Linked DNA regions of Homo sapiens: region 1 is linked to region 2. Evidence: read pairs that join two places in POLR2A ChIA-PET (ENCODE). Cell type or tissue: PC-9. All regions are shown on one strand. Links, peaks and the distances in the headings refer to the core of each region. The heading gives the core; the rest is flanking DNA.

The links. Peaks named below come from ENCODE experiments on the same cell type or tissue, not always from the same donor. Only the 100,000 strongest peaks of a DNase experiment are listed, where the experiment ranks them.
Region 1: POLR2A ChIA-PET joins it to region 2 with 12 read pairs; 2 of 35 experiments call an interaction of 5 or more read pairs at or near these places.

The regions. Positions count from the first base shown.
Region 1 is chr7:36,394,829-36,399,229 of GRCh38, reverse strand. It overlaps ANLN (anillin, actin binding protein), which reads right to left. Exons shown (of 24, transcript NM_018685.5): 2 at 2,811-2,964; 3 at 1-151. Among named protein-coding and RNA genes, the nearest start is that of ANLN, 7.2 kb to the right of the region's middle. In PC-9, for the core only: no CTCF peak of the experiment used is centred there; no DNase peak of the experiment used is centred there; H3K27ac peaks cover 713 bases.
Region 2 is chr7:35,707,000-35,711,400 of GRCh38, reverse strand. No RefSeq gene overlaps it. Among named protein-coding and RNA genes, the nearest start is that of LINC03013, 7.2 kb to the left of the region's middle. In PC-9, for the core only: CTCF peaks have their summits at 1,564 and 1,763; DNase peaks (open chromatin) are centred at 1,760 and 3,750.

The DNA of each region.
Region 1 (4,401 bases), core at 219-4,218, 690 kb before region 2:
TGTGGCTGCACCTGAGGAGACACAGGACTTGGAGAACAAGATTTTGCAGATGTCGACTCAACTGGTTGTTTATTTTCCAAGTTAGAAACTTCTACTTCAGTGTTGTCAGAACAGCGTTTTTTTGATGGCGATGGTTTTGTACAAGATTTCTCTACATTAAAAACGATGAAAAAAGACATTCAAATTTGTAATTTCTCACATGAAAAACTTGAGGGTAGATACTCAACAAATTAATAAAACATCACCCCTCCCTATTCTTTTAAATGATTTTAGTTACAACCAGAAGTATGTAAAACCCCATTCTCTTTCAGCAACTTAGAAATCTGATATGAAAGATCTTTTCAAGCAGACACAATTTATATTATAAAAACCTTAATGAAAAGATATTTAGAGCTAAGCTGTGGGGATGGAAAGGCATAAGAAGGATGCAATGGACTCTGGGGACTTGGGGGGAAGAGCGGAAGGGGGGCGAGGGATAAAAGACTACAAATATGGTGCAGTGTATACTGCTCGGGTGATGTGTGCACCAAAATCTCACAAATCACCACTGAAGAACTTACTCATGTAACCAAATACCACCTCTACCCCAATAACTTATGGAAAAATAAAAATAAAGATATTTAAATCATATTTTCAAAATATATGCATAACACTTTATATAGTGTTAAGACAATAGTAAATAAAAAGTGCATACACACAGAATAAGAAAGCATTCTAACAGATTTTAAGGATTATACAGCCTAATCACCTCATCTTCAGATAAGAAAAATCAAGCCTAGAGAAATTCAGTTGCCCGCCTAAAGTCACACAGCTGAGCCAAGTGTAGAAACCAGGTTTTCTGTTTTTGAAACATTCTTTCATGGAAAATAACTAATAAGCATGGTTAGAAGGGCAATTGGCTTGAGGTTTAGGATTACGACAGGAGACAGAAAAAGTGACTGAATTATCTGGTCAATACCAAACAAATTCACCAGTACAAATATTTAACATTTCATATTTCAAGCTTCTATGAACACCTATAAAATAACTGAAAAAGCCCTAAAATTAAAAAAAAAAAATCTATCAGAACCATAAGGCATATTATTTCTAACTATGAGTTTCAATATATCTCCTGGAAAATTAATATTTTCAAAGAAGGTACATTTCATATGAGGTCAGTTTCATCAACTGCCTAAACAAATGTTCTGGCAGTGACCAAAGTAGTATCAGGGATAAATCATGATTGCCTCGTTGACATCAACCTAAGTAAATATACATCATGAAACTTTCTAATCTATTTTTTCCCCACTCCACTTTTATGTCTCTTTTTTTCTTTTTTTGAGATAGGGCCTCACTCTGTCACCCAGGATGGAATGCAGTGGTGCAATCTCAGCTCACTGTAGCCTCAACTTCCTGGGCTCAAGCGATCCTCCCACCTCAGCCTCCTGTGTAGCTGGCACTACAGATGTGCCACCATGCCCAGCTAATTTTTGTATTTTTTGTAGAGACAGGGTTTTGCTATGTTGCCCAAGGTGGTCTCCAACTTCTGAGCTCAAGCAATCTGCCCACCTCAGTCTCTCAAAGTGTTGGGATTACAGGCGTGAGCCACTACACTTGGCTCTTTTTTCTTTTCTTTTCCTTTTTTTATTTTTGAAACTTTCTAATGTTTTATAACTCACTTATCGATCTATTTTCTATGAACACATCTAATAATTTTTGAAAGTGTTCCTGCTTTAACATGCAATACCATCTGGAAATACAGAATTCTTCTAGTTTACAATTATCTAAAACAGTAAATGTGAACTTCTACCTAAACATCGAAATGTAGTTTTGAACTTCTACCTAAAGAAGTTTAGGTAACACTGGTTTCAAATACATAGCACTCAATAGTACAAACCCATCTCACAGTGAAAACGAAGATCCTGGACTAGGGTCAGGCCCCTATTTTCCTGGCTGAATACCATATAATATGTAATGTATTTCCTTCACTCTCCCTTCAAAATGGATAAACGTATGAAAACTAATTCTTGTTCTATGATTAGCTTCCAAAATAACTGAGCTAGCCCCATGTACACTTCTCTGCTTTCTTTTTTTTTAAAAAAACATTGGTTTTGCCCTCTGTAATTTTTTCTATATTTTATTTTACAGTTGTATTACAGTATTTTACAGTCGTACTAAGGAAGATTATTATCTCCAGACTATTCTACACTCCAGGAAAAGACTAAGGAGGCTGTCTGATGCTGGCTGGGAATCAATCCTAGGATTGAGGAAAGAGTAAGACTACAGGTGAGTTTTTGTTTGTGTGTATGTGTGTGTGTGCTTGTGTTTAATTCCACCACTTCTGGAGATTAACAACCTAAACTTTAGAGAGTTGGTTCAGCAAATAGAGAGTGAAAAGGGTTCATTAAATGTCAAGCATGGGCAGTGTGCCTTCCATTGCCTTGCTGGTACCGGAGACACCACCCAAACTCAGTGGCCAGCTGTTCTGCCACCCCTGGGATAAAAAAACTACACACTACTGTAAGTATAAATGTTACCCTACTCCTTTATTTTTCTTCCCTTGAGGTTTTAAGGATAACTTCAGAATGAAGAAAATAAAGTTCAATCAATTAATTTAAAATATTTTTTAGAAGAAACCGTTCCAACCCTATAGGTTCTAGGCCTAATATAATAACTCTGAAATAGAATAGAAGGCTGTTATTTCCCCCAGAGGCTGTTACATTTGTCTCCCAAAGAGCTTGGTTCTTCTATATGCTAATGAAATGTTTGGGGCTTGTCTCCTTCAAAAGAAAAAAAAAGTAAATGTTATTTTTCCCCACAAAGTCTTTTACCTTCACCACCAGAGAGGGGCTGCTGGTTACTTGCTTCTGAAAGTGGCTGTCTAGCTCGCTTAGCATGAGTCATAGACCTTGGAGCTGCTGTGGGCCTCTCAGCCATTTTTCTCTGAAGATTCTCTCGCCTGGCACGGGTTCGCTCCAGCAGTTTCTACATAAATAAATATATCAGTGTTAAAACACAAGTTTAATCAAAGGTTCATAAAATTGCAGTATCTTCTAAAATCACCAATTGCCATACAGGATGACAGTTAAACACATTTCAAAAGTGAAATCCTAAGCAATTATGTCAAGATTCACTAAATGAGTACCCCAATGTCATAACTATTACAGGAATATTACAGAAGGAATAAAATATGTAAAGTTAGTTATATAAGATTTTTAACGGCCACAAATTTTTTCTGCTTTCATCAAAAGACAGAATCTATTTCTTCACCCTTGAATCTGGGCTGGCCTTGTGATCTGCTTTGACCAATAAAATATGGTACAAGTGATATTGTGAGACTTTTAGGCATCAAGAGATTTTACAGTTTGGGGTCTCTCTCTCTCTCTGCCACTAAGTGAACATGCCCAGGTTAAGTCTACTAGAGGAGACACATGGCCCAGGTGATGGTCAGTATCAACTACCAAACATATGAATAAGGCCACCTTAGACCATCCAGCTCCAGATAATCTGCCAGATCACTGAAGATTCCTGCATGACCACTGCAGAGACAAGCAGAAGAACAGCCCGGCTGAGCACAATACAAATTGTTGACCCACTGAATCATGAGAAATAAGAGTATTGTTTTAAGCCACTATGGTAGGCAAAATAATGGTCCCTCAAAGATTTTTTGTCCTAATACCCTAAACCTCTGAATATGTTGCCTTACAGAGCAAAAGAGACTTTACTGATGTGATTAAGAATCTTTAGATGGAGATAATCCTGAATTATCTGGTCAGGCCCAACATAATCACAAAGGTCCTTATGATGGAAAACACAGAGGCAGGAAGATCAGAGTCAGGGAAAATATGACCATGGAAGCAGAGGTCAGAGTAATGTGATTTTTGGCTTTGAAGATGGGGGAACAGGACAAGCCAAGAAATACAGATGGCCTTTAGAAACAAGAAAAGTTAGGAAACAGATTCTCCCCTACAGCCTCCAGAAGAAACACAATTCCACTGACATGTTGATTTTAACACAGTAAAATCCATTTCAGATTTCAGAGTGAGACCCTGTCTCTAAAGAACTGTAAAATAATGAATATGTTATTTTAGGCCACTAAATTTGTGATAACTTGTTACAGCAGCAAAACTAATAGAGCCACTAAAATCTGGGGTGGTGGTAAGCAGCAAGAGATAAATAACATATTAGTCCTTTGAAAACATAAAACACTTCCTAAGAGGAAAGAAAAACAAAATAATCTTATGTTTTATTTAACTAAATATTAACATATAATAAAATGGTTTTAAATTGAAATCTTAGCCATTCCATAAAGTCATGAATACTCCTTTCTACTCCAAATCAACTGATGTTCCTATTTTTAAGTCAATTTTAGTAAAGCTCAAACACAAGACCCTGTAAAACAATTCATTTTCTTTCAAATGC
Region 2 (4,401 bases), core at 258-4,257:
GAAGGCTATGTAGGGTTTTGTGTGGATCTGTCTTCACTTGGTAGAAGATAGCTGAGATCCACTCTCTCCCTGATCACCTATGAGATTCCTTAATCCTTTCCCCTTCTGCAGAGAACTCTGTGAATTAAGTACATGATATGAAATTAATGTCAAATCTGGGATCCATAATCTTATATTACTTCTTCCCCCTCATTTATTTGAATATTTAAAACAATGTATTCTTTAACTCATAACTATATCTTTTCCTGATAATGTGAACTTGATATTTAAATTCTACTTTCCGTCTTGAAGTTCTGTCACCTACACCAAGTTCTGTGTTTGGCTACTCTATTTGTAGTTTGTAGAATCAAAAATATGTTGTCTATAATTTTGTTGCTGTTTGAATTCGAAGTTTGTTCTTCTGATTCCACCATTCATTAGTTTCCTTAAGCAGATAAGTAAATCAGTTATATAGTCAGTTTATTATATCACAGTGAATACTAGGGGACGTATGCAATTGTATTTGTGTTTAGGGAGCATCTTAAACTTTGAACTATTTATGTTAAATTTCTAGAATTCCTTTCTTCTGATGGAATGATTTGAGGCTAAGGTAGGATTTTTGAAAAACAATGACTTTCATTCAAAATTTATCTACTCAACCAAGCAAATGAAAAGGGGCAGCGAAGGAAAAATAAAAATGGGAATGGTAGATGGCAGAAGAAACTGAGAACACAGAAGAAAGCGGTAGGTTTGGAGTGGAAAAATTAAACTAAAAGAAGGCAAGATGAAGAAAAAAATGTACCCTAAATGAACAAATTGCAAATTTAATGGCATCTAGAAATATAAACTGAGGTTAAGTTTCTAAATTATAGTCAGTCCCAAGGTTTAGATCTGCAATCCCAGGAATGGTTAGTTTTTTTTTTTTGTTGTTTTTTTTTTTTTTTTTTTTTTTTGAGACAAGCTTTGTTGCTCAGGCTGGTGTGCAGTGACATGGTCACTGCAACCTCAACCTCCTGAGCTCAAGCAATTCTCCCACCTCAGCCTCTTGAATAGCTGGGACTACAGGTGTGCGCCACCGCACCTGGCTAATTTTTGTATTTTTAGTAGAGATGGGGTTTCATATGTTGCCCAGGCTGGTCTGGAACTCCTGAGCTCAAGTGATCTGCATACCTCCTCCCAAAATGTTGGGATTACAGGCGTGAGCCACCCTGCCTGGTGGAGAGTTAACTTTAAAGATCACCTACCCAGAGGCCAGTTCTACTACTCTGTGGCTGATTCCTGTCTTTTTCTTCTATTCACTAGCTCTTTTGGGGCACAGTGACATTTCTCAGAGGTAGAAAGCTACCAGCAATATAGTTTTCTACTTTTCCAAAAGGAAAACATACCATATTCCTGTCTAGTGGTAAATTTTCTTGCTTTTAGTAGAGTTATTTCATTATAGAACTCTGAAAATGGTAGCTATGAAAATAGCCAAGATGTCGCAAATGAAGAATCTTTGTTTCCGATTTAAAAATTGGAATAGGAAATGATAGGATGTTAAGAAAAATAATAAATGTTTCCCTTCCTCTCCTTGGCAAATCAAATGCCCAGTTATCAAAGAATGCAAGAAAATATTGCCTACATGAGCAGAACTGTTTCTAAATAAAATGTCTGGCATGTAAATGCTGCATCAGTTCCTAATTAAGAATTCTGTAAATAAAGCTTTGCTCTTCATCTCCTGTTTTCGTTGGAAACTTCCATCAGAGATAGTGACTGGTGTGAAGCAGTGGAGACACCCAGTGGCTACTGTGGTTAACCACCGCAATGGTACATTTCATGCTGCGTTTCCTGTTTCTTGTTTTAGATGTGTCTATTTCCTTTTGAAAATATGACACTAAGTACCTCTAAATAGAAATTTAATAATGTAATAGTAATTGTGAAATTAATGACTTGAATATTACTCACAAATTAGGCCTTAATCTGAAGGATGGAAGGATTTGTGAATAAGCAACATTTAAAAATACAGTAAAAGAAAAATATTCAATCTTGCCTAATTCATTTTTAAAAATCATAGTTTTTCAAAACATAAAGGTAGATCCATTTTATTGAAGTAAAAATTTTGATTTAGGAAAGGATTTTATATAGAAATTAACACTTGAAATTTGAAATTTAAACTTGAAAATGTCTCTCTGACTTCACCCAAACTGTCAACAAATAAAATACATTAGTTCAAAATGTAAGGGCTATGAAGAGAATCTGGTTGTTCTTGTAAAATGTATATTTTATTATTATTTTTTAAAAGGCTCAAACTGAGAAATAATGCCAAGACTTGCTACTGAATGAAGGAATAAATGAACTTAAAATTTCTTTTAAATAGCTTTTTTTTTTAATCAAAATAGTAAAATGAGTTCACTTAGAAAAAGTAGAAAATATAAACAAAAAGAAATAAAATGCCCACTACAATTTCACTCCACACTTTGGTTTATATAGTTCTAGAAATTCTTCTTAATGCATGGAATATATATATATATAATTTTTTTTGAGATGGAGTTTCGCTCTTGTTGCCCAGGCTGGAGTGCAATGGTGCGACCATGGCTCACCACAACCTCTGCCTCCTGGTTTCAAGTAATTCTCCTGCCTCAGCCTCCCAAGTAGCTGGGATTACAGGCATGTGCCACCACTCCCAGCTAATTTTGTATTTTTAGTAGAGACAGGGTTTCTCCATGTTGGTCAGACTGGACTCGAACTCCCAACCTCAAGTGATCCGCCGGCCTCGGCCTCCCAAAGTGCTGGGATTACAGGCGTGAGCCACCGCACCCGGCCCATACCTGATTTTTAAAAGCCTATGAAACAGCAATCTAAAAATGGTTTTTGTTCATGATAAGTAAAAATGAGATTGTGTATACAAAATGGAGATTCTAAGGGAAATATGAAAAGACTGGAAACTAGGCTGGCTGTGGTGGCTCATGCCTGTAATCCCAGCATTTTGTGGTCCAAGGTGGGTGGATGGCTTGAGCCCAGGAGTTCAAGACCAGCCTTGGCAACAGGACAAAACCCTATCTCTACAAAAAATAAATAAAAAAAAATTAGCCGGGCATGGGGTCATGCGCCTGTAGCCCCAGCTACTCAGGAGGCTGAGGTGGGAGGATCACTTGAGCCCAGAAGGATGAGGCTGCAGTGAGCTGTGATCGTGACACTGCACTCCAGCCTGGGTGACAGAGTGAGACTCCATCTCAAAAAAGAAACAAAACAAAACAAAATGAAACAAAAATAAAGAAAGAGTGAAAGGAAAAAAGAAACTAATATATATATAAATGGTGGGAATCAAAAAGTGTCATCTCTCAAATGAATCTGAGCAAAATTGAGTCTCAAGTTAAGCTGAGACTTCTTTTCTTTCTTTAAGCTTATTTACCACCATTGATTCCCTGGCATCCTTAGAAATTTAGGTGGTTTATAAAGAGGATGCCTCAACATTTTCCCTTCCTGAAGTATGCTATGAACTGTAATTTTGGGTGAAAGTGAATAAAAGATGGTTATGTTAACCAAAGAATGACTTTCACAGACACAAGAGAAAAGCTACAAACATATAATAATTATAGAAGATTCTAGTTATATGTGCAATAACAACTAGTACATTAAAATACTGAGTTTGGCGGAGAAGGAGTTAGCAGGAAAATGGCCTCTGGTATGACCAACCATTAAATGAGAGAGGAATGTGTACAAGAGACAAGACAGGTACAATGCTGAAATTCCTATGGGTTTTCTCCGTTTTGCCGAGTAGATACCAAACAGGTTTATCAGGGATGCTGCTTTTAGCTGCATGACATTCCTAACAGATGTGTAAAGACCGATGCCCCCCCATTGCTTCTAAACTTTGTACCCATGATGCTTCTGTGGCTTTTTCCTTAACTCTTTTTGCCAAATCTCCTCCTGAATGTGGCTCAGACTCTCCCAGACATATTACTATTATTGCTCACAAGATAGAGGATGTAAAATGGGCATACAAAACCCTATAGAACTGCATGCTCTTAAATAGAAATACTGTGAATAAAAGTCAAGGGCAGCCGGGCGCGGTGGCTTACGCCTGTAATCCCAGCACTTTGGGAGGCTGAGGCGGGTGGACTGCTTGAGGCCAGGAGTTTGAGACCAGCCTGGCCAAATGGTGAAACCCCATCTCTACTAAAAATACAAAAAAAATTAGCCAGGCGTGGTGGCTCATGGCTGTGATCCTAGCTACCTGGGAGGCTGAGACACAAGAATTGCTTGAACCCGGGAGGCGGAGTTGCAATGAGCTGAGATCGCGCCACTGCACTCCAGCCTGGGTGACAGAGAGAGACCTTGTCAGAAAGAAAGAGAGAAAGAGAGAGAGAGAGAGACAGAAAAGAAAGAAAAGAAAGAAAGGAGTCAAGGGCTTTAGTATCAACAGCTCTATCAATTACTAAC